Linked DNA regions of Homo sapiens: all the other regions are linked to region 1. Evidence: chromatin contacts called from ENCODE Hi-C or POLR2A ChIA-PET data. All regions are on one chromosome and are shown on one strand. The core of a region is the stretch at or near the end of the contact, and the rest is flanking DNA. Distances in the headings are between cores, read along the strand shown.

What was found. A loop is a pair of places that touch in the nucleus more often than their neighbours do. ChIA-PET counts read pairs that join two places held with the same protein, here RNA polymerase II (POLR2A). Pooled maps may share reads with other maps.
Region 2: a map of CD8-positive, alpha-beta T cell shows a loop between it and region 1 (7-fold over the local background). The contact joins the promoter of COX5B here to the promoter of TXNDC9 in region 1. A Hi-C loop is called at or near these places in 5 of 168 maps with a recorded cell type or tissue (CD4-positive, alpha-beta T cell, CD4-positive, alpha-beta memory T cell, CD8-positive, alpha-beta T cell and 1 more), 2 of 37 single-sample maps with no recorded cell type and 15 of 50 pooled maps. POLR2A ChIA-PET finds 5 or more read pairs at or near these places in 1 of 52 experiments (activated B cell).
Region 3: a pooled map shows a loop between it and region 1 (4-fold over the local background). The contact joins the enhancer-like site here to the promoter of TXNDC9 in region 1. A Hi-C loop is called at or near these places in 1 of 50 pooled maps. POLR2A ChIA-PET finds 5 or more read pairs at or near these places in 2 of 52 experiments (activated T-cell and naive thymus-derived CD4-positive, alpha-beta T cell).
Region 4: a loop to region 1 is called in a map of CD8-positive, alpha-beta T cell, with 8 times the contacts of the local background. The contact joins the promoter of TMEM131 here to the promoter of TXNDC9 in region 1. A Hi-C loop is called at or near these places in 4 of 168 maps with a recorded cell type or tissue (CD4-positive, alpha-beta T cell, CD4-positive, alpha-beta memory T cell, CD8-positive, alpha-beta T cell and 1 more), 3 of 37 single-sample maps with no recorded cell type and 19 of 50 pooled maps.
Region 5: a pooled map shows a loop between it and region 1 (16-fold over the local background). The contact joins the enhancer-like site here to the promoter of TXNDC9 in region 1. A Hi-C loop is called at or near these places in 1 of 37 single-sample maps with no recorded cell type and 4 of 50 pooled maps.
Region 6: a map of CD8-positive, alpha-beta T cell shows a loop between it and region 1 (31-fold over the local background). The contact joins the promoter of PDCL3 here to the promoter of TXNDC9 in region 1. A Hi-C loop is called at or near these places in 8 of 168 maps with a recorded cell type or tissue (CD4-positive, alpha-beta memory T cell, CD8-positive, alpha-beta T cell, PC-9 and 4 more), 16 of 37 single-sample maps with no recorded cell type and 28 of 50 pooled maps. POLR2A ChIA-PET finds 5 or more read pairs at or near these places in 2 of 52 experiments (CD4-positive, alpha-beta memory T cell and activated B cell).
Region 7: a loop to region 1 is called in a pooled map, with 10 times the contacts of the local background. The contact joins the enhancer-like site here to the promoter of TXNDC9 in region 1. A Hi-C loop is called at or near these places in 6 of 37 single-sample maps with no recorded cell type and 5 of 50 pooled maps.

What each region holds. Positions count from the first base shown.
Region 1 is chr2:99,335,039-99,337,687 of GRCh38, forward strand. It overlaps TXNDC9 (thioredoxin domain containing 9), which reads right to left and starts at 1,295. Exons shown (of 5, transcript NM_005783.4): 1 at 1,201-1,295. It overlaps EIF5B (eukaryotic translation initiation factor 5B), which reads left to right and starts at 2,351. Exons shown (of 24, transcript NM_015904.4): 1 at 2,351-2,551. The coding sequence starts at 2,517. RefSeq lists enhancers at 780-1,009, 1,063-1,603, 1,140-1,189, 1,440-1,589, 1,950-1,999 and 4 more and a silencer at 2,620-2,649.
Region 2 is chr2:97,644,743-97,647,391 of GRCh38, forward strand. It overlaps COX5B (cytochrome c oxidase subunit 5B), which reads left to right and starts at 1,320. Exons shown (of 4, transcript NM_001862.3): 1 at 1,320-1,447; 2 at 2,325-2,398; 3 at 2,602-2,649. The coding sequence starts at 1,345. RefSeq lists enhancers at 278-1,212, 1,015-1,064, 1,245-1,424.
Region 3 is chr2:97,930,373-97,933,021 of GRCh38, forward strand. The region is part of intron 1 of TMEM131 (transmembrane protein 131); the gene reads right to left. Among named protein-coding and RNA genes, the nearest start is that of TMEM131, 64 kb to the right of the region's middle. Within about 2 kb of position 1,324, at least 3 of the 41 ENCODE cell types and tissues checked have a DNase peak (open chromatin) inside an H3K27ac peak, as active enhancers do.
Region 4 is chr2:97,994,634-97,997,282 of GRCh38, forward strand. It overlaps TMEM131 (transmembrane protein 131), which reads right to left and starts at 1,315. Exons shown (of 41, transcript NM_015348.2): 1 at 843-1,315. The coding sequence starts at 1,029. RefSeq lists silencers at 605-1,164, 1,275-1,524 and enhancers at 1,061-1,574, 1,745-2,024.
Region 5 is chr2:98,011,436-98,014,084 of GRCh38, forward strand. No RefSeq gene overlaps it. Among named protein-coding and RNA genes, the nearest start is that of TMEM131, 17 kb to the left of the region's middle. RefSeq lists an enhancer at 1,137-1,596. Within about 2 kb of position 1,341, at least 5 of the 41 ENCODE cell types and tissues checked have a DNase peak (open chromatin) inside an H3K27ac peak, as active enhancers do.
Region 6 is chr2:100,561,695-100,564,343 of GRCh38, forward strand. PDCL3 (phosducin like 3) reads left to right here and starts at 1,299. Exons shown (of 6, transcript NM_024065.5): 1 at 1,299-1,379. The coding sequence starts at 1,374. RefSeq lists an enhancer at 44-840 and a silencer at 1,286-1,625.
Region 7 is chr2:100,392,936-100,395,584 of GRCh38, forward strand. It overlaps CHST10 (carbohydrate sulfotransferase 10), which reads right to left. Exons shown (of 7, transcript NM_004854.5): 6 at 2,574-2,649; 7 at 1-847. The coding sequence ends at 310. Among named protein-coding and RNA genes, the nearest start is that of CHST10, 23 kb to the right of the region's middle. RefSeq lists enhancers at 1,076-1,145, 1,716-1,825, 2,096-2,355, 2,526-2,649. Within about 2 kb of position 1,361, at least 3 of the 41 ENCODE cell types and tissues checked have a DNase peak (open chromatin) inside an H3K27ac peak, as active enhancers do.

The sequences.
Region 1 (2,649 bases), core at 45-2,544:
ATGGAGTATTTTGTACGAGAAATTTTATACCAACAATTAGAGGGCAAGTTTATGTGTATCTCAGGGTTATTACTGCAGAAATGATTTATAATTTGCCTATCAAAGCAGGAGGCTGTTGCATATCAATGAACTATGATACATTTGCAAATAATACTGAAGCACCCCAAACTTCACAACAAACTGTGAATTCATTCACTCAGCTTCTGACACAGATTCTGACCCACACAGGCCCTCTATAAACGTTGAGCTGAAGAGAAATATTCTTGCAAACTTCAATTCTGATTCCTTTTTCTTTACAGGAAAAGGATTTGAAAAGCATACTTGATTTCATCTTTGTATCTCCATAGAACACAGCAGGTACTCAATAAACATGTATTTAACGTTGAATGAACACGTGCCTGACTTCTGTTCAAATTACTACACTGTTAAGTTTCAAAAGTATTTGAGTCTAAAAAACCAAATTGTAAGCTCCTCGTGAGTGCTATAAAATTGGAAAGGTGCTGTATTTCAAACACAGCAAAGATTTCCACGCTCCCTATCGCCCAAGAAAAATGTCAGTAGGACTGTGACCCTCAGTGAGGGGGCTGGAAGGAGAAGATAATAAGATACTGAATTGAACGTTGGAAGCTGTGCTCCAGGGATAAGCACAGAGAATGCCTACCCTGGAACTTTATAGAATGAGCCCAGAATTTAATTATGGGATAACTGGAAAAAGACGAGATTAAGAAGAGCTATTCTGGGTGTAGGTGTTGGTGGTCAGAGCATTGAGAATGGGGTAAAGAGACGATGCAACCCCTCGTTAGCTTTTCATTTTTCAAACCACAGCCTCTGATTCTTCCTTTTTACAGCTCCGCTGGAAGGGTGGGACGGGACACAGCGCGTCCTCAAATTCCCTAGTCATTTCCTGGACACCCTTACAGGTATCCGCCAAAACAATCAAGGGGCCTGGTCCTTAACTGAACCCCAGGTACCTCCCCAATGGCAAGCCGGCCACTCCCTGCGCCCGGGGAAACAGAGGAAAGCACAGTCCCGGTGGCCCCAACTTCGACGCCTCCTGGTGCGCTTGCGCAAGAGCCTCTGCCAGGACACCGACACCGGTGCTGGGGCCGCGCCCCTCCTCCGCTCCGGATGTGGAGCAGCAGAATGTTCACCAGCACCCGGACGTGGTGGTCGGATTCTTCTCACTACCCTCTGCCTCACCTGAGCTCTCGGTGACGCCTGAGAAGTGAAAGAGCAGCAGTTTCAAAAGACACGTCCACTCCGGCTTTTGCCTTGCAGTAGCTGCCGGCGGCTGCAAACGGGCCGTCACATCCGCCTCCTTATTGGCTGCGAACCTCGCGCGATATCACCTTGGACGCCAGAGGAAGGGGCGGGCGGTCGGGTGGCGAACAGTTCTGCGCGTGCGCCTCCCGCCCAGCAGCCCGGAACCCAAGGTGTCCGACCCTTGCTTTCCTCCGGGTACACGGCCGAACTGGAAGGCCGCAAAGCATTGTGGGAGTTGCAGTTTCTTAGTGCGCAGGCTGTCGTGGCCGGACTTTCTCAGGAGCGTGCTTCAGTATTCACGGTCCAGTGCGCCAGACTGGAAATGAGACAGCTGTGCTCTCGCTCAGCCGTGACGCTTGAACTGCGTTTCCATTCTGTTAGTGTTGAATGAACATTTTTCTTTTTTTTGTTTTCTTTTGTTAACATTTTTCCTAAAGTCGAGGCATAAACATATACAGCACAATTAACTTTTGCATAGTTAAAACCCAAAATATCACCGGCCAGATCCAGATATAGAACATTTTCCACCACCCCTGTAGGTCCCCTCTTGACTCTTCGAAACACAGGAATTTTTAGAACTCGCCCTCGCTTTGAGGGTGAAGCTGAAGACCTATGTTAGGGAATTGATCGGCTGTGTCCTGTTCTGTTTTATTCAGTGACTGTACATAATGCATAATGCATGGATGTTACTGAGAGGTCCCTATTTTGTCCTGAATTTATCTCTCTCGCAAACCCCCAGAGGACTCTATTGGTTCGTTGTGGTTCTTTACTGAACTTCGTGCGGCTGAGAATACAAAGATATAAAGGGAAGCCCAAAGCCCACTCCTGAACCGAAGCGTGCGTTCCCCGTTGGGAGAGGGGTGAGGTGGCGAAATTGACAGCTTCATTGTCCACCTCCGGGTTCTAGAACGTGGAAAACCCGCGGGTGTCGGCTCGTGGCGGACGCTTGAGGGCAGGGGGCGCTCGGGCTGCTGCCTGGTCGGCCGGTCAACCGGAGACGCTCTACCCGAAGCGCAGCTCTCGATGAGCCGCGCCCTGCGTCCTCACGCCGAGGCGGCTGGGCGATGCGCTTGCGCACTGAGAACTCACACCATATGTGTCCTGTTCCAGTGCGCGGGTCTGTGGAGAGCCGGGTGCGAGCGGCGGCAGCACGAGGGGAAAAGAGCTGAGCGGAGACCAAAGTCAGCCGGGAGACAGTGGGTCTGTGAGAGACCGAATAGAGGGGCTGGGGCCACGAGCGCCATTGACAAGCAATGGGGAAGAAACAGAAAAACAAGAGCGAAGACAGGTAGATAGGGGTTGGGTCCGTACGGCGGCGGCCGCCGTGGCTCAGTGGAGTGTGCGGGTCTCGCCGGGCGCGGCGTCGGACCGGGGTCTGGGCTCGCG
Region 2 (2,649 bases), core at 70-2,569, 1.7 Mb before region 1:
CCACAGTTGCAAATTAACTACAGATCCTCAGAATTTTCGCCCAATTCAACTTGGAGGGGTTGCAGTGGAGGTGAGGGAGAAGGGAGTAACAGTGAAGCCATTCAAAGCAAAAACCACCTTTAAAGAAATTTTGGCCTTAGAATACAGGGTTTTTTTTTTTTTTTTTTTAATTGGTGGAGGGGGCACCCAGGAAGACCAGACGTGCTCCTGTGAAGCAACGCTCCACCACGTCCTTTTGAAAATACCGTAGCCTGCATGAGACAGGCGGGAGCACCTAAGCCTTCAACTCTCCCCATGTTGCCTCCAATTGACCTCACTGGGCCAGGAAAAGCCCTATAAACTGGTTTTGTATACTCTATCCAAGTAGTAAATTTACTAAAATTACTGGATCCTACTATATACCAGACCTCTGCAAGGCATTGAAGATTCAATGATGAGCATTAATTCCCACTCTAAGGGGATTTTTCTATCTGGTAGGGAAACTCAGATACCGCATGCAGCTAGCCTGTCACAGGGCTATACTGACTAAAGCTCACCCTAAGAAATTTGCACATCTTAGCCTATGGGCAACGGGAAGCCATGGACGGAATATGTTTTCCGTTTCAAACAAGGAACTCCAGTCACAGCAGGCTCTAACTCCATTTCCTATTATCAACTCCCCTTCCTGCTCCTCCTCCCTTAGTAGCCTCGAAAAAGAGTGGCCACTTCCTTCACATCACCAGGGCCTTGGTCCTGGTAGGGGGTCCCGCCCCCGGCCCTGTCCTCCTCCCCAGGCCGGGACCTCCGCGCCTCCCACACACAGTACAACTCTAACACGAAACTGGGCCAGGACTGCAGGTAGGTCCCGTCCAATGCGACACGCTCGCGACGGCCCACGCACTGCCAGAACCAGCCCTGCCACTAACCAGCCTAGTAAGGAACGCAGTGATCTTTAGGAGCCCACTTCTAAATTCAAATCATTTGGGGTTCAGTAAGTCTCTTCACAGACGGGGACCTAATAGCTTCCATTAGCAGCCTCCACGTTTGCTGAACACGACTACGGGGCCAGACCCACAGGAACTCCAATGTGGTTCAGCCGCTCAACTCCAGGGACCAAAAAGACTTTCCCACCTCCCAGCGTTATTAAAGGCAACCCCGCCCCCAAGCCTCAGCCACTACGCGGTGCAGAAAGAGGCAGAGCTGGGCATGCGCAATTTCCGCCCCCGCCACAGTCTTGGGAGTGGGCGGGCTCGAGGGCTGGGAGGAAGCCGAAAGCTGACCGAGAGGAGAAAGAAGCCCGCCCCCGGAAGTCCCTCCTGTCTCTGCAGCTTGTTCCCGGAAGTTTTGCTGCTAGTCGCGGACGCAATGGCTTCAAGGTTACTTCGCGGAGCTGGAACGCTGGCCGCGCAGGCCCTGAGGGCTCGCGGCCCCAGTGGCGCGGCCGCGATGCGCTCCATGGCATCTGGAGGTACTCGGGTCTCCGGGCGTGCCAGGGACCAGAGTGTTGCCCTCCCAGGGTGGTCCCAGGGCGGCAAAGCGGCGCGGCTCGTGCAGCTTCTCGAGGTCCCAGTGGCCGCTTTACGGTCCCCAGTGCCTCAGGCTCTGCAGGCATCTCCCTGTAATTCTGGACCGCTGCTCCTGCCGCTCCCCGAACTCACTCCGCTGCGAAAGTATCCTAAACGGAGGTGCCGGGTGACCTTGGGAGGGACCGGGGCTGCCACCGGGATGGGGAGGGGTCCGGCCTCCCTTCAAACCTGCGCCCACCTCAAGCAGAGTGGGTTCTACATGCTTTTAGACAAATGTCGACAAATTTGCCTCGGTGGTTGGAGAAAGAAAAGCTCATAGGCCGGGCGCGGTGGCTCACAACTGTAATCCCAGCACTTTGGGAGGCCGAGGCGGACAGATCCCCTGAGGTCAGGAGCTCAAGACCAGCCTGGCCAACATGGTAAAACCCCGTTTCTACTAAAAATACAAAAATTAGCCGGGCGTGGTGGCGCGCGCCTGTAGTCCCAGCTACTCGGGAGGCTGAGGCAGGAGAATCGCTTAAACCCGGGAGGCGGAGGTTCCCGTGAGCCAACATCGCGCCATTGCACTCCAGCCTGGGCAACAAGAGCAAAACTCCGTCTCAAAAAAGAAAAAAAAAGCTCCCCCGAGTGCTGCCGCTTGTGTGGATGGGTACTTGGTGGTTCTTAGGGGACCATGGATATGAGTAGCCTTTAGGAGCTTGTGAGCCCGCTAAAACTTATACAGAAGTTTCGGGGCACCATTTTCCTTGATCATTTCTGTTTGTAGTTTTTCTATCAGTCATTTCAGTCAGCGTCATAATTCACGTTATCTTCCTTTAGGTGGTGTTCCCACTGATGAAGAGCAGGCGACTGGGTTGGAGAGGGAGATCATGCTGGCTGCAAAGAAGGGACTGGTAAGGAGAAACTCCCTTCTGTGTCTTCTGTGTAACTTATGGCCTTGGATGTGTTCATAGTGGTCTCCTCTCTGGGAGTATTTGATACAGGAAACTTGGCTTGTAGGAACAGTCCCCTGAGCTTCTGGAAGGTAGGGCTTATTTGGCCTAATGGTTCAATTCTTGTTTTTTTTGTTTTGTTTTGTTTTTTGTTTTTTCTTCAGGACCCATACAATGTACTGGCCCCAAAGGGAGCTTCAGGCACCAGGGAA
Region 3 (2,649 bases), core at 74-2,573, 1.4 Mb before region 1:
ACTGCTTTTTAAATCAGAAGCTTTAAAAATATATAAAAATTCTATTATGAATTATGAATTCATATTTTAAAAAGTATGAGTTATGTTAAAAATATGAATGTTAGTTAAAAAAATTAATAACAGCAGCTGATTATAAAGTCTCAAAAGGAAAATACTATGTTACACATCACTGGCTTTCCTTAAAAGATGTAGAGATAAATAGGATTCAACTCTGGCATAAAACAAATTAACGTATTTTGCTTTAAACAGCCAATTATAATACCTTTCAATTATATGCCTCAAAAAACAGAACACTAGATACAGACTTAATCATTTCACATGCAGTTATTAAGCTATAAAATATAAAATGTAACAAAAGTCAGTCAAGTTATCACATCTCCAGATTCAAAACCAGAACTAGTAACAGCTTCCTCTCCCAAAAATATTTCCCCTAATTTTATGCTGTTAATGAATCCCAAACTTTCCTGATGTTCCCTAGTTCAAGCATCAAACAACTGTAATTGAAATAAAAATAAACTAATAATTACTGATCACTGTTGTTAATATTCAAACTAACCCTATGACACAGACATTATGATCCATTTTAAGGTAAAGAAATACACACAGAGAGATATACTTAGCAAGAAAGTGGCTAGAGAAAAGTATGAATTCTGGCAATGTGAATCTGTGCTTCTAAACCCATCCCTATTTATTTTCAAAATAAACTTTACAGAATGCTCATGACTAACAGCACCTTTTAGCAACCAAATTTTTTTAATTGGGCATATATTTCTGACAATAAGTGAGGAAAGGAAGATTTACAAAGGAAAGAAAAGGATTTACATTTCTGGCTTTTACGATTCTACTCATATTTACTCTGAAGCTGGGCTCAGTAAGATCTACTTTAAGCTCCTCACACCGACCCACATCTCTAAGCTGTCTGTGAGTAACAAAGCCATTTATAATCAGTGTAAAAATGTCAATGTGTCAGTTGTTTCAAAATAGGAACACTTGCTTTCAAAACAGAAGTTCACAAACTGTTTACTTCCCTATTTCATTTAGTTAAGATTAAAAATATCTTTCACTTTAAAGACAAATCTTTGTCTACTAAGTTTTTGTTTTTCTTTTAGGTGAAGGTATTTTTCTGAATATTACAACTGATGAATAAATATAATTTGCAATTTTAATACATCTAAAATAACTCATGAAAAAAACAAATGCTGTAAATAACTAGTAGAAAAATTTATGCCATATTGTGGGGGGTGGTATCAGGCATTAGGAACCTAGGTTGTCATTGCATATCTTTACCTTCTAGCCTTCACAATCTCCTCACCCACAAAAGGAGAAGGCTGGACTAGTCAAATCAGCGATTTTTAAACTTTCTTCTACAAAAACTAGGAACAGAAGAAAGGGCCACACAGGCAGGCCTCAGGAGGGTCCCCAAAGCTGTGTTACAGAGTCACCTTGCCTAGCATGCTGTTGTTATGGCTGGCATCTTCTCCTCCTTCAAGTCTCAGCCTTGACCCCACTCACAGTGTGGCCCTCCTTGGCTTCTCAGAGCAGCCCAGTTATCCTCTATTATATTCCCTATCTTAATTCTTATCACAATCTGTAAAAGTTCCTGGTTTGCTTGTCAATAATCTGTGCCTAGAAGCAAGTCTGAAAAACATAAGATAAGAAATTCTGGTTAGGATAATGACATTGTGCTTGAGCCCAGGGGGCAGAGGTTGCAGTGGGCTGAGATAGTGCCAATGCACTCCAGCTTGGGTGACAGAACAAGACCCTGTCTTAAAAAAAAAAAAAAAAAAGACACTGCTATTTTAGAATTCAACATTGTTAAATACATCAATATCTCTTTTACAGTTACACTTGCTCAATATTTTGTTTCAACAAAGGGCTCAATAGCAATTTTAAAACATCCTGGACTAGGTCCACATGGGTCCCTTCGAGCTTAAAGACATTTTATGATCAAAGCTTTGTTTCTTCCCTCATTAGTTTTATTATCTGAAAAATGTAACATATACTTGTCTTCTTGCCACATTAGAAGTACAAGGGAACTCATATAAACCATATTTTAATTTTATCAAGACCACTCAATATCATCAACTTCCTAAAGAAGCTAATGCCCATGTTGTTTACTAAAACTCAAAATATAATCCTATGTAATTCAGATGTGCAGGATATATACCATACATCTAAAAAGATGAGCCAGAAAGGTTTTTCAAAATTAATTTTATAGCTAAAGACAAAATACCATAATTAATTTTCACCTTATCCTAAAGAATCTAAGTCATCTAAAAAGATCTGTAAACTTCAGTTATAAAATGTAGAACTAATGCTCAAGAACCACCAACTACTCTTAGCAGCTTCAGTATCAGAAAATCACTAAAACTCTGAAGCTCGCACTGCAAATGCTCTAAAAACTAAGCTATTACTGGAACTATAGCCCAAAACAGCAGGCCCTAGTCAGGACCTATATGATAAACCTAAATAGGCTGACTGTTAAAACAAAGTATTTAAATGCAGTCATGTACCATGTAATGTTTTGGTCAACGATGGACTGCATAGATGATGGTGGCTCCATAAGATTATAATACTGTATTTACTGTACCCTTTTCTATGTTTAGATACACGAAAACTTGCCATTGTGTTACAACTGCCTACAGTATT
Region 4 (2,649 bases), core at 65-2,564, 1.3 Mb before region 1:
CATGAAGGCTCTGTGACCATTCACATGTCCCTTGGCTCAAAAAGAGGTAGTGTAGATGAAATTACACTGATTTGGTCTTCAAGATTACAAAATAATTTTTGACCCTGTCCAAGTACCCGTTTTGCAGCAGTACAATACTAATGAGATTTTTAAAATAGGGGCCAGCCCTTAACTGTAAATTATAGATAAATGCTTGCAAGCTGGCAACTTCACGTTTATTTTTAAAGGCTTTCACATCAAAGATAAAGGCACCGAATCACGTATTTTAAAATAAGAAATGTAAACAGGCTTTCAACAGCTTACTAAAGAGTTAAATGGAATTGTATTTAGGTCTAATAATAAAGTTATCAATAACGCAGAGACACTAAAGGAGGAAGCTACAGGACCAAGATTTCCCCTCGAAGAAATGTCTGAACAAATTCAAAGTGAAATTTTTTAAGCTGTGTCTCGCTATTTTTACCACATTTTAAAGTAAGCTCTGTCTGCATGCAACCAACCGCAACCAAGAAAACAGAAGTGTCCTAAAATGTACCTATTCGCCGCAATAAAGCCAAAAAATATGCCCCTCCTACCTAGCGGGCCAAGTGGCAAGAACGTACGAGAAGTCAGGAAGTTTTGAAATGGCAGTGACAGGAGACGGGGGAAGGCACGGGAAGGAATCACGGAGAGCGAAGGCCACTCCGTGCGGCGGGCGCCGCGAGGTCCCGGCTCGGGACGGTACCCGACCGCCCAACTTTGCGCCGGAGCCCCGGCCGCGGCCCTTCCTCCCGGCCCAGCCCTCCCGGCCTCCGCGAGAGCGGGGTGACAGCCCCGCCGCAGGGACGCCGCCGGGGGACACCCACCTTCCTTCTCGGCCCGCGCCGCAGCCACTACGAGGGTCATCACCAGGTGCAGCGCGCCTAGGAGGCCGGCGGCCGCGCTCCGCGGGCCCCCGCTACGGGCGGCCGCAGGTTCCAGCCCGGCCCCGGCGGACGTGGAGACGGCGGCGGTGGTGGCTCCGGTTGCTCCTCCTCCCGCCCGCTTCCCCATCCCTGCCGGCCGGGGGCCGCCGCGCTCGAGGTCCGGCGCGGCCCTTCTCGGCGAGGCGGCGGCGGCGCGGAAGCCGTGGTCCGGGCTCTGGCCGCGGCGCCGGGAGCGACAACGGTTGCGAGCCCGGGGCTCGATCTCCGAGCGTGGGCCTGGGTCCGTGCGTGCGTGTGAGCGAGAGTGTCAGTCACGGTCTTTGCCTGGGCATCGCCTACAAGCAGTCGGAGCGGAGAGGCCGCGGGTCAGGCGCGGCGGGCGGCCATACTGGAAACGGGCACGGCCCGCGAGCCCTGAGCGCTGGCCTGCGAGGGGCGGGGCGCGGCTCTGGGCACCGCCCACGCTGTGCCGACACCTGGGCTGTCCGGCGGTCAGTCTGTCCGCCCCGGAGCCCCCTGGGCCCCACCTCCTCGTCCCGCTCTCGGAGGCCTGCGGCTTCACGGCCAGACAGAACCAGGACAGAACAACCCCAGCCCGTTACCGCTACCTGGCGCAGGAGAAGGAGGGAGGCAGGCCCAGGTCCAGCTGCCAGGACTTATGATGGCGGCTTCTGCTTCGCGGAGGCGGTGTCGGCAATCACGTGGAGACGGGGCGGCCTCGCCGCGCAGCCGCCGCGTTGCGTGGGCGGGGCAGGGGCGGAGTTGCGGGGCGCTAACCTCTTCTCCGGCGCCTGGGCAATCCTCCGTGCTCTGTCCTACAGTGGTAGAGCCTTCCAGGGGTGTGAGTGCGCATACAGACCGCGAGACGAGCGCGGAAGGTCCGTTCCAGTGACTCTTCCTGGTGGCACCCCCACCTCTCGACCGCTTTGACGTCGAGAATACCCCGGGCCTGACTCAGTTCTTGATGGTGCTTCCTTGAGGATGGTGGCCCGCTGAACTCATCCTTGGGTCTTCCAAATCATGGTACCCAGGAGGAGCTTGATGGAGTCCTCTTGCCTTGGCTTGTGCCCACATTGGCGCGGAACACCTCGTGTGCAGAAAGCGTCGGTGACTCTGGATGGAGAAGGCAGGGGCAAACAGACTGCTCTTTAGAATATCCAGTAGCCGGCTTCCTCTCTCGAGGAAGAATTCTTTTTTTTCTTTTCTTTATTTTTTAATTATTTATTTATTTTTGAGACAGGGTCTGGTTCTGCCGCCCAGGCTGGAGTGCAGTGGTGCGGTCTGGGACTACAGGCACCCGCCACCACGCCACGCCAATTTTTCTTTTTCTTTTAAGAAACGCTGTCTCACTATGTTGGCCGAGCAGGTCTCGAACTCCTGGGCTCAAGCAGTCCGCCTTCCTCGGCCTTCCAGAGTGCTGGGATCACAGGCGTGAGCCACTGTGCTGGGCCCGGAAAAATTCTTAAGACGTCTGTTACCTTCACGAGCCATCTCGCGCCTCTTAGATGCCCTTTTCATCTTAGGTTGAGCTTCTTGGTGCGCATGGCTGTTGTCTCCAAGACTTAATTTAAGCTCTTGGAGGGGGTCCTTCTTTACTCATCTTAGTAACTTCCTCCCAGCTTGTAGCCCAGAGACATTTTACTTTCCTTAGCTGTATTTGTTGAGTGAGTCGATATATGTGTAAGGCCAAGTCTGCCCACAGTACGTCTCAGAACAAGCTAGATAGGAAAATAAGGTTTCAGAAAGA
Region 5 (2,649 bases), core at 91-2,590, 1.3 Mb before region 1:
CTTGTCCTGTTCTCTGCTTTTCTTTCTCTTCTTTCTTTCTTTTTCTTTCTTTCTTTCCTCCTTCCTTCCTTTCTCTTTCTTTTTCTTCTTCCTTCCTTCCTTCCTTCCTTTCTTTCTCTCTCTCTCCTTCCTTCCTTCCTTCTTTCCGTTTCTTTTTTTTTTTTTTGAGACACAGTTTCACTCTTATTGCCCAGGCTGGAGTGCAGTGGCATGATCTTGGCTCACTGCAAGCTCTGCCTCCTGGGTTCAAGCGATTTTCCTGCCTCAGCTTCCTGAGTAGCTGGGATTACAGGCACCCACCACCACACCTGGCTAATTTTTGTACTTTTAGTAGAGACAAGATTTCACCATGTTCCCCAGGCTGGTCTTAAACTCCTGACCTCAGGTGATATGCCTGCCTTGGCCTCCCAAAGTGCTGGGATTACAGGCATGAGCCACCATGCGCAGCCTCCTGCTATTATGTGTGTTGCCTGACGTGTTGCCTGACATGTGCCTGACATTTGTGTTGTCTCTGACATGTGGTGTTTATAGAACGAATGAATGAAATGAGGGAGTGAATGAATAAATTCTCCCACTGCTAATGGAGGGAGGAAGGAGCAATCTATACTTGAAGAAGTAGAAGGAGCAGGAAGGCCAGGCGCGGTGGCTCACGCCTGTAATCCCAGCACTTTGGGAAGCCGAGGTGGGAGGATCACCTAAGGTCGGGAGTTCAAGACCAGCCTGACCAACATGGAGAAACCCCGTCTCTACTAAAAATACAAAATTAGCTGGGGTGGTGGCGCACACCTGTAATCCCATCTACTCAGGAGGCTGAGGCAGGAGAATTGCTTGAACCTGGGAGGCGGAGTTTGCGGTGAGCTGAGATCACGCCACTGCACTCCAGCCTGGGCAACAAGAGCAAAACTCCATCTCAAAAAAAAAAAAAAAAAAAAAAAAAAAAAGAAGGAGCCGGAAGGTACTCAGGGTATGCCAAGATCTCCATTTGAGCCAAAGAGCAGAGTTAAACAAAGCTAACGACCACAGCGACTCTGTGGCGGGGATATATATGTACCAGTCCACAAATGTGCAAGGAAAAACAACTTCATTTTTCTATAAGTCAACTCAGTTTCTATTCTGAGGCTTGACTTTGACAGGATGAGGCACTTAATAGCTTTAGAGTTGTAGTCCTGCCCCACCTTTGCCCAGAGGTGAGGGGTCGGAGTTGAGGTGCGCCCTACCTGTGCTGGGGTGTAGTGTCTAGTTCATCCTCAGATGCTGAGACAGTGCTCCTGCCTCTCCACACAGGCCAGAGAGACCAGCACTCAGTGGCACCCTGAGCCTCGCCCACCAGGATTTTCCTTTCATCAGTTTTTCCTTGCTCACCCACTGGGTGCTATGACAAGAAGGTGCTTTCTCTACAGCTATCTTCTGCTTTTTAGCCATGGCTTCAGTTTCTGTTCTCAATTCCAGGGTAAGTTTCAGTTCTTTATTTTCATCCCTGATGTAAGACCTGATTCTGAGGTCTAATGATTTGGTAATGAAATGAGGTAGTTTTGCTTGGAGACTCCTACACTGCCCTTTTTTCATCATGAATGTTTTAGAACATTTCCTAACTAAGGCATTTCTTATTAGTATTCCTCCTAAACCAAGTACTTTGTTTCACTTAAATGATGAGTATATATATATTAGAGCCATATTGGTTAATACAGCGTTGGTACTTGGATTTCTTTCATTATAAATTAATTATTTATCTAAATAATTGAAAAAATCCAATTTAAATGGAATCATAGTACTAAAATTTTGTGAGGGAATTTTTAGCACTATTATTAGACACTGTTTTACTTTGTCTGCAAACTGGGGGTTTTAATATAAAATGTTAGGAATTAAAGTAATCGAGGTCAGTAGCCAGCAGTGTATGTCAGTATCATCTGTGGGGGCTTCTTAAAATACAAAAGCCTGGGTCCTATCTGCAAAGGCCCTGATTTGGAGAGTTTCCTGGAGGTCTGAACCCTGTATCCCACGGACCACAAGCCAAAAGTCCAGTCCAGCCCCCTCATTCTTTTTACCGATGAAGAAACTGAAGGTCCCAAAACCACAGGAATTTGTGTAGCCTCCCACATGCGAAAGAAGTGGTTTCAACAAGTACATCCCAGCAGACTCTGACTCCAAAGCCGGGGTAAAGCTTTCTGGGTGACGATGTTTAAAACAGAACGCGATGTTTGTCATGTCTTTGTAATTCTGCAAGTGAAAATGATGAAGATATTCTTTTTACTGGAATCAACCCTCGGGTGGTCAGGTTAGCAGTTCCCAAAGGTCATATTTACATTTTAGCCGAGCCAGTTGTCTAAAGAGAAAGTGTCTTTCTTCCCTGCCTGTGGTGAAGCTTAAGTTTACAACAGGACTGGGGGCATGCAGTGGACACAACCATGATTACGAGAGGGTGGAGAACGCAGGGGACCAGCAACCCCATCACGGCTCAGGGACCCTCACGGGACTTGATGCTCAGAGAGGCAGTTGACACGTATTGCAGGCACACTGGCTGAGTTCCTTCAGGACATGGACAGAGGAGGAGGCCCCGTGACACAGACTCATCTATATCATTGATGTCACTCTCCAGAGAGTTTAAACATGGGCCCGCCTGGGCGTCAGTGTATTCTCACCTGCAGCTAG
Region 6 (2,649 bases), core at 49-2,548, 1.2 Mb after region 1:
TTGAAATGAGTGAGAAAAATCTTAAGGATCCTTATAAATTAAATAAAAACTCCTTGCTCTCAAGCAATCATTTGATTCACTCTATATCAACGACTGTGCACTTTAGCATCACCTGAGGATCTTTAAGAAAGTATCTGTGCTAGGCCTCATTTCCAAGGATTTAATTTGTCTGGGGATGGAGCCCCAGGACATTCCTAGTTTTTGAGGGCTTCCAGGTGATTCTAATGCATAGCCACGGTTGGAAGCCCTGCGCCTATCTCACAGGTGTGTGGGTCTCTACTCTCTGTGTCCGCTTAGTTGCCAGGAGGCAGCAAGTTAGCCCACGTGTGCAAGATGCTTCCTTCCATACCAGGTAGGAATATTGCTCTCTTAAACTTGGAGTGTGCCTGGGCAGAAGCTCTGGAGCCCAATACCTGCATTTTACAAGTCAGATTGCTGCTTTTTGCTCAGTGCCTGTGTGCCTGCATACATGGGTCTCCTGATACTCAGGCACGGCAGATGACTTTCACCTTTGTTTTAGTGTTTTGCTCACTGCTGCATCTGCAGAGCCTAGAATGGTGCCTGGTACACAGCAGGCTCTCAATGTCTTATTAATGAGTTGCCTTTTCCAAGGCTGAAGTGATCGTGGGTGAATTCCAGAAGACCCTGCATCATTTTTATTTATTTATTTATTTAAGACGGAGTCTCGCTCTGTAACCCAGGCTGGAGTGCAGTGGAGAGATCTCAGCTCACTGCAAGCTCCGCCTCCCCCGTTCAAGCAATTCTTCTGCCTCAGCCTCCAGAGTAGCTGGGATTACAGGCAACCACCACTACGCCCGGCTAATTTTTTTGTATTTTTAGTAGAGACGGGGTTTCACCATGTTGGCCAGGCTGATCTCGAACTCCTGACCTCAAGTGATCCGCCCGCCTCGGCCTGGGATCACAGGCGTGTGCCACCGCGCCCGGCCTAGAGGCAATTTTCTATTTCTGACTTGTTAGGCTAGTCAGAGCGAGACGTCTTTACAGGTTTGGGCCGGCAGCTGGAAAAGGCACACGGCCCCGGGCTCCTCCTCCACCCAGCCCCACCCCTCCTCCGCTGAAGACCAGCCCTAATAAGGCAGCCACCAGAATTAGAACCAGGTCAAGTGCACTCCGAGCAGGACAGTAGGCAGATCCTATCTGGCGCATGCGAACGCTTCTGTGCCAGTTCCTTGAAGAGCAGGCGCAGACTCAAGGCTGTTGCTTCCGCCCTTACTCCCCGCCGCTCGTCCCTGGGCGGGGCGAAGGCTGGGCTGGGGGAAGAGGCGTGGCGGCGCTGTGCGCGTGCACAAAAGAGAGCTGAGGGGCGGGGGCGCTGCGGCACAGCTGGTTTGAGCAACTGAACTGGAAACAAGATGCAGGTGAGCTAGGACGGGTCTCGGGTCTGGGGGCTGCGGCCCGTTCCTTTGTCTCGTTAGGCCCGGGCGGGCAGTGGACGCCCGCCCTGGGGGAAGCTCCGGCGCCGCAGGCACGAGGGAGGCCCGGCGCGTCCAGGCCCTGCGCAGGCGCAGTGCGGGAGGCGGGCGTGGTCCCACCAGGACCCACGGCCTGGGCGTCCCCGCCTCGGTGTGCCGGGTCCCCCAAACCTCGTCCTCCGGGACTATGTCTTCTCGCGGTCTCTACCCACCCGGGCCTGTGAAGGTCTTGCCGGATCCCGCCTAACAAAAGTTACCTCCTCTCCTGAACTCCCCTAAGGCACACCTGGGCAGAGGTGTTAGGAAGCGGAGGGTCCGGCCTGGGGTCTTCCGCACGTAAAGCAGCGCCACAGCCGGTGTTCCTGGCTCCACTGAGAGCCAGGTGAGGGCTTAGTTACACCCTCTTCCCCCGAGCCCTGGGATCCGCTTGGGGCGTGTTCCCTATCTGACCGCTCGGGTTCCAGAGCTCCCCGCGAGGGTCCCTCTGTTTCGTCCTTTTTTTTTTTTTTATTAAAATAGGTAAAATAAATTATTTTTCTGTAGCTGCAATTTACTAGCGGAATTTGGTTAAAGCCTAAGGAGAATGAATGAAAACACCATGGAAATGGGCACTATTGTGGGTGAAAACCTATGCCAACTAAATTTTGTCACTGTCCAAAGATCCCGCAGTGGTCAGAAATTCTAATCTCTGCTTAGTGGCAGATGGAGAGGAGAGGGTGCGGGTTTTGCTGGGGAGGGAGGCATTAGGGGCTGGAGGGGAGGGCGTGTCTGCCAGGAGCCAGACACTGTTTTTTTTTTTTTTGAGACCGGGTCTTGCTCTGTTGCCCAGGCTGGAGTGCAGTGGCTCTGTCACAGCTCACTGCAACCTCGACCTCCCGGGGCTAAGCCATCCTCCCTTGTCAGCCTCCGGAGTAGCTGGGACCACAGGCGTGCACCCACCACTCTGGGCTAATTTTTTGTGCAGATGGGGTCTCCCTATGTTGCCCAGCCTCAGCCTCCCAAAGTGTTGGGATTACAGGATGAGCCACCGCACCTGGCCTAGACACTCTTAAATGGTGAAGTGGTAGCTTGAGGGCTGCCCTGGCCTCCTTTGCATTCCCTGTCCTTCAGGTCCCTTGAGGCCTTCCCTGACCACCCTGTAGAAAGGATTCTGCTCTTTTTGTTTGTTTGTTTGTTTGTTTCTTTTTGAGACAGAGTCTTGCTCTGTCGCCCAGGC
Region 7 (2,649 bases), core at 111-2,610, 1.1 Mb after region 1:
ATGCTTCCTCCCTGCTGGGCTGTCAAACTGCAAATCTTTAGCCTTTTCTCCCCTCTGAGGTGAGCAAAGGCCAGCGACATCCTAATGCACGCAGGGGTGTGGGCAGGGTCCTCAGAGCATCTTACATCCAAACTAAGTTGTAACAGTTGGGGTTCTGCGTCATATGCCGAGGCAACTCACAGGCCTGTGGGAGACCCCGGGCGTCCTCAAAGGAGGGGTGTGGTGGAGGAAGGGTCATTTCTGGGCTCAGATCTTCACCTGGTTAGCCCCAGGTCTAATAAAGATATTTGAATTCATAGGTCTTATGCATTAGTTTAGCAAAAAGTCTGGTTTCTGGTACCCAAAGAGCTTAAAGTCCCCTTCGAAACGGGCATACAGGCGTCGGATGTCTCGTTTGCTGATGCCCAGGAAATAGTGCTCCACCTTGGTTCTGTTATACACGGTAATGCCCGGAGGGATAGTCGGGTATGACACCAGGTGGTCAATGCCAGCCTCTTTTAAGATGTATGGGGCATCGTCCTCCAGGGTCTCGTGGTGTCCAATCACACTGTACATTATCTCACAGGGAGCACAGAGCTCTACATACGTCACCCAGTGAATGATGTGGTCCCCAAACTGAAGGTCTAGCCATCTGTGGTTCGGATCGCCGAGGTAGCGCACGAAATCTTCAAACTGGATCCCCCGGGTCTCTGTCCGGTTCCTCCTGTATTTTCTGATGATGCCAGGAGCAATCTCATGCCTGTACCAAGGCTCAAACCGGGGATTGTGAACAAATTTATCCTTAAATGCAGAAATAAGTCTTTCGAAGGGATCTCTTACAATAAAAAACTTGAAGTATGTTTTCAATCTAAGGAAAAAAACGAACAAGAGGTTAACTTGATGCCACAGGAGGTCACAGCTGAGGGGGCGGGAGAGGGAAGAATGAGCGGAGTGCAGCACTGTGTATGGGACCCTCACGTGCCGAGGCTGCCATGAATGCATTCCACACGTCTCTTAATCTACTCCAAGATCCTGTGGATTAATCCTGTTATTACCACACTTTGCAGGTGAGAAAACAGAGGCTTGGAAAACCTTACCTGTCCAAGGCCACAGTACTCATTGTAGGCAGTCACTGTGAAGACATCTATTTAATCTACCTTCTGTTTTACTTGAATGATTCAAAACTTCAAGAATGTTTACAAATTTTGTTCCTGGGCAGAAAATCATAAGGGCAGGAACTCTGAGTCAGGAATAGATGGTGCCAGGGAAAGTTACTTTAAGGGCATATTTTTAAAAGTTCAATTCAAATTGCCAGGGGAAGGGGGGCAAGAGAAAACAGAGAGTCAGGCTTCACGCTCCAGAGGGCAGGAGCAGGTCTGGGTGAGCTGCAAGCGGGCGGCAGCAGAGCATGGCCCTGGGGAGGAGGGCCGGCAGCAGTGACGATGACAAAGACGATGACAACAGTGACATCACAGAACACGGTGTGATTACGACAGGCCAGAAACTGCTCTCTGTGCTTTGCCGTGTCTTCACTCACTGAGTCTCACAAAAGCCCCATGAGTGCTCAGGGCAACAGCAGGACACTCCTCACCAGGAGCATCTCTGGTAAGGGTTGTAAGGATGGGCAGGTGCCATGCAGGTCAGGCGCCATGCAAGGCAGGTGGCTGCAGACCCAGGAGGCAAAATCCAGCTGGTGACCTGACGTGAGCCGCTGCTTTTGCATCCTCACTCCTTTTCAGCCTTGCTCTCCTGGGCCACCTGAGAGCTACTACATGAGAACTTTCTCATCTATTAGCTAAGGACTCCATCTTCTTTTTTTTTTTTTTTGAGACAGAGTCTTGCTCTGTCGCCCCAGCTAGAGTACGGTGGCCAGATCTTGGCTCACTGCAACCCTTGCCTCCAGGGTTCAAGCGATTCTCCTGCTTCAGCCTCCTGAGTAGCTAGGACTACACGTGTGTGCCACCACAGCGGGCTATTTTTTTTTTTTTAGTAGAAACGGGGTTTCTGTCAGTCACACTTGTCTTGAACTCCTGACTTCAAATGATCCGCCCACCTCGGCCTCCCAAAGTGCTGGTATTACAGGCATGAGCCACTGCGCCCAGCCTGGACTCCGTCCTTGCTGCGATCAGGGGTTCCGTCTCTCTACCCTGCCCATGCTGGATGCAGCCCACACAACCACTGCAGGGGCAGCTCCCACAGCAGTGGGCACAATGCCTCTGGGAGAATCAAATACTCAGTGAGATCTCTGCAATCCAAATCCCTTTCTTATAAAGAAAAGATCATATTCAGCAAGCAATCTATAAAACTTTACCAAAGCAGAACAAAGTTGCCTGCTAATTTCTATTAACAAAATGATGTCACCTTCATGTTAATGGACTGTGTGAAGGTAAGGCTGGAAATTCTCAGAAGGAACTGAGAGTTTTGAGGCGCCGAATGGGGGGTGTAGCTTAGCTGCCTCTCACTGATGCAAACCGACAGCCCTCTGTGGTCCTCCGATCAATCTGCCAAGTACAGAACTCAGCCTGGGGTTTTCCCCAAATTTCTTCTCAGGTTTACAAAAACTCCCCCCTCCCCTTTGAGGAAGCTGTTCTCACCGCTTCTGAATTTCTGCATCACTGAAGGAAGAGAGCCGAGGAAGGCCGTTCTTCTCGTGGTCGTGCACCACGTTTT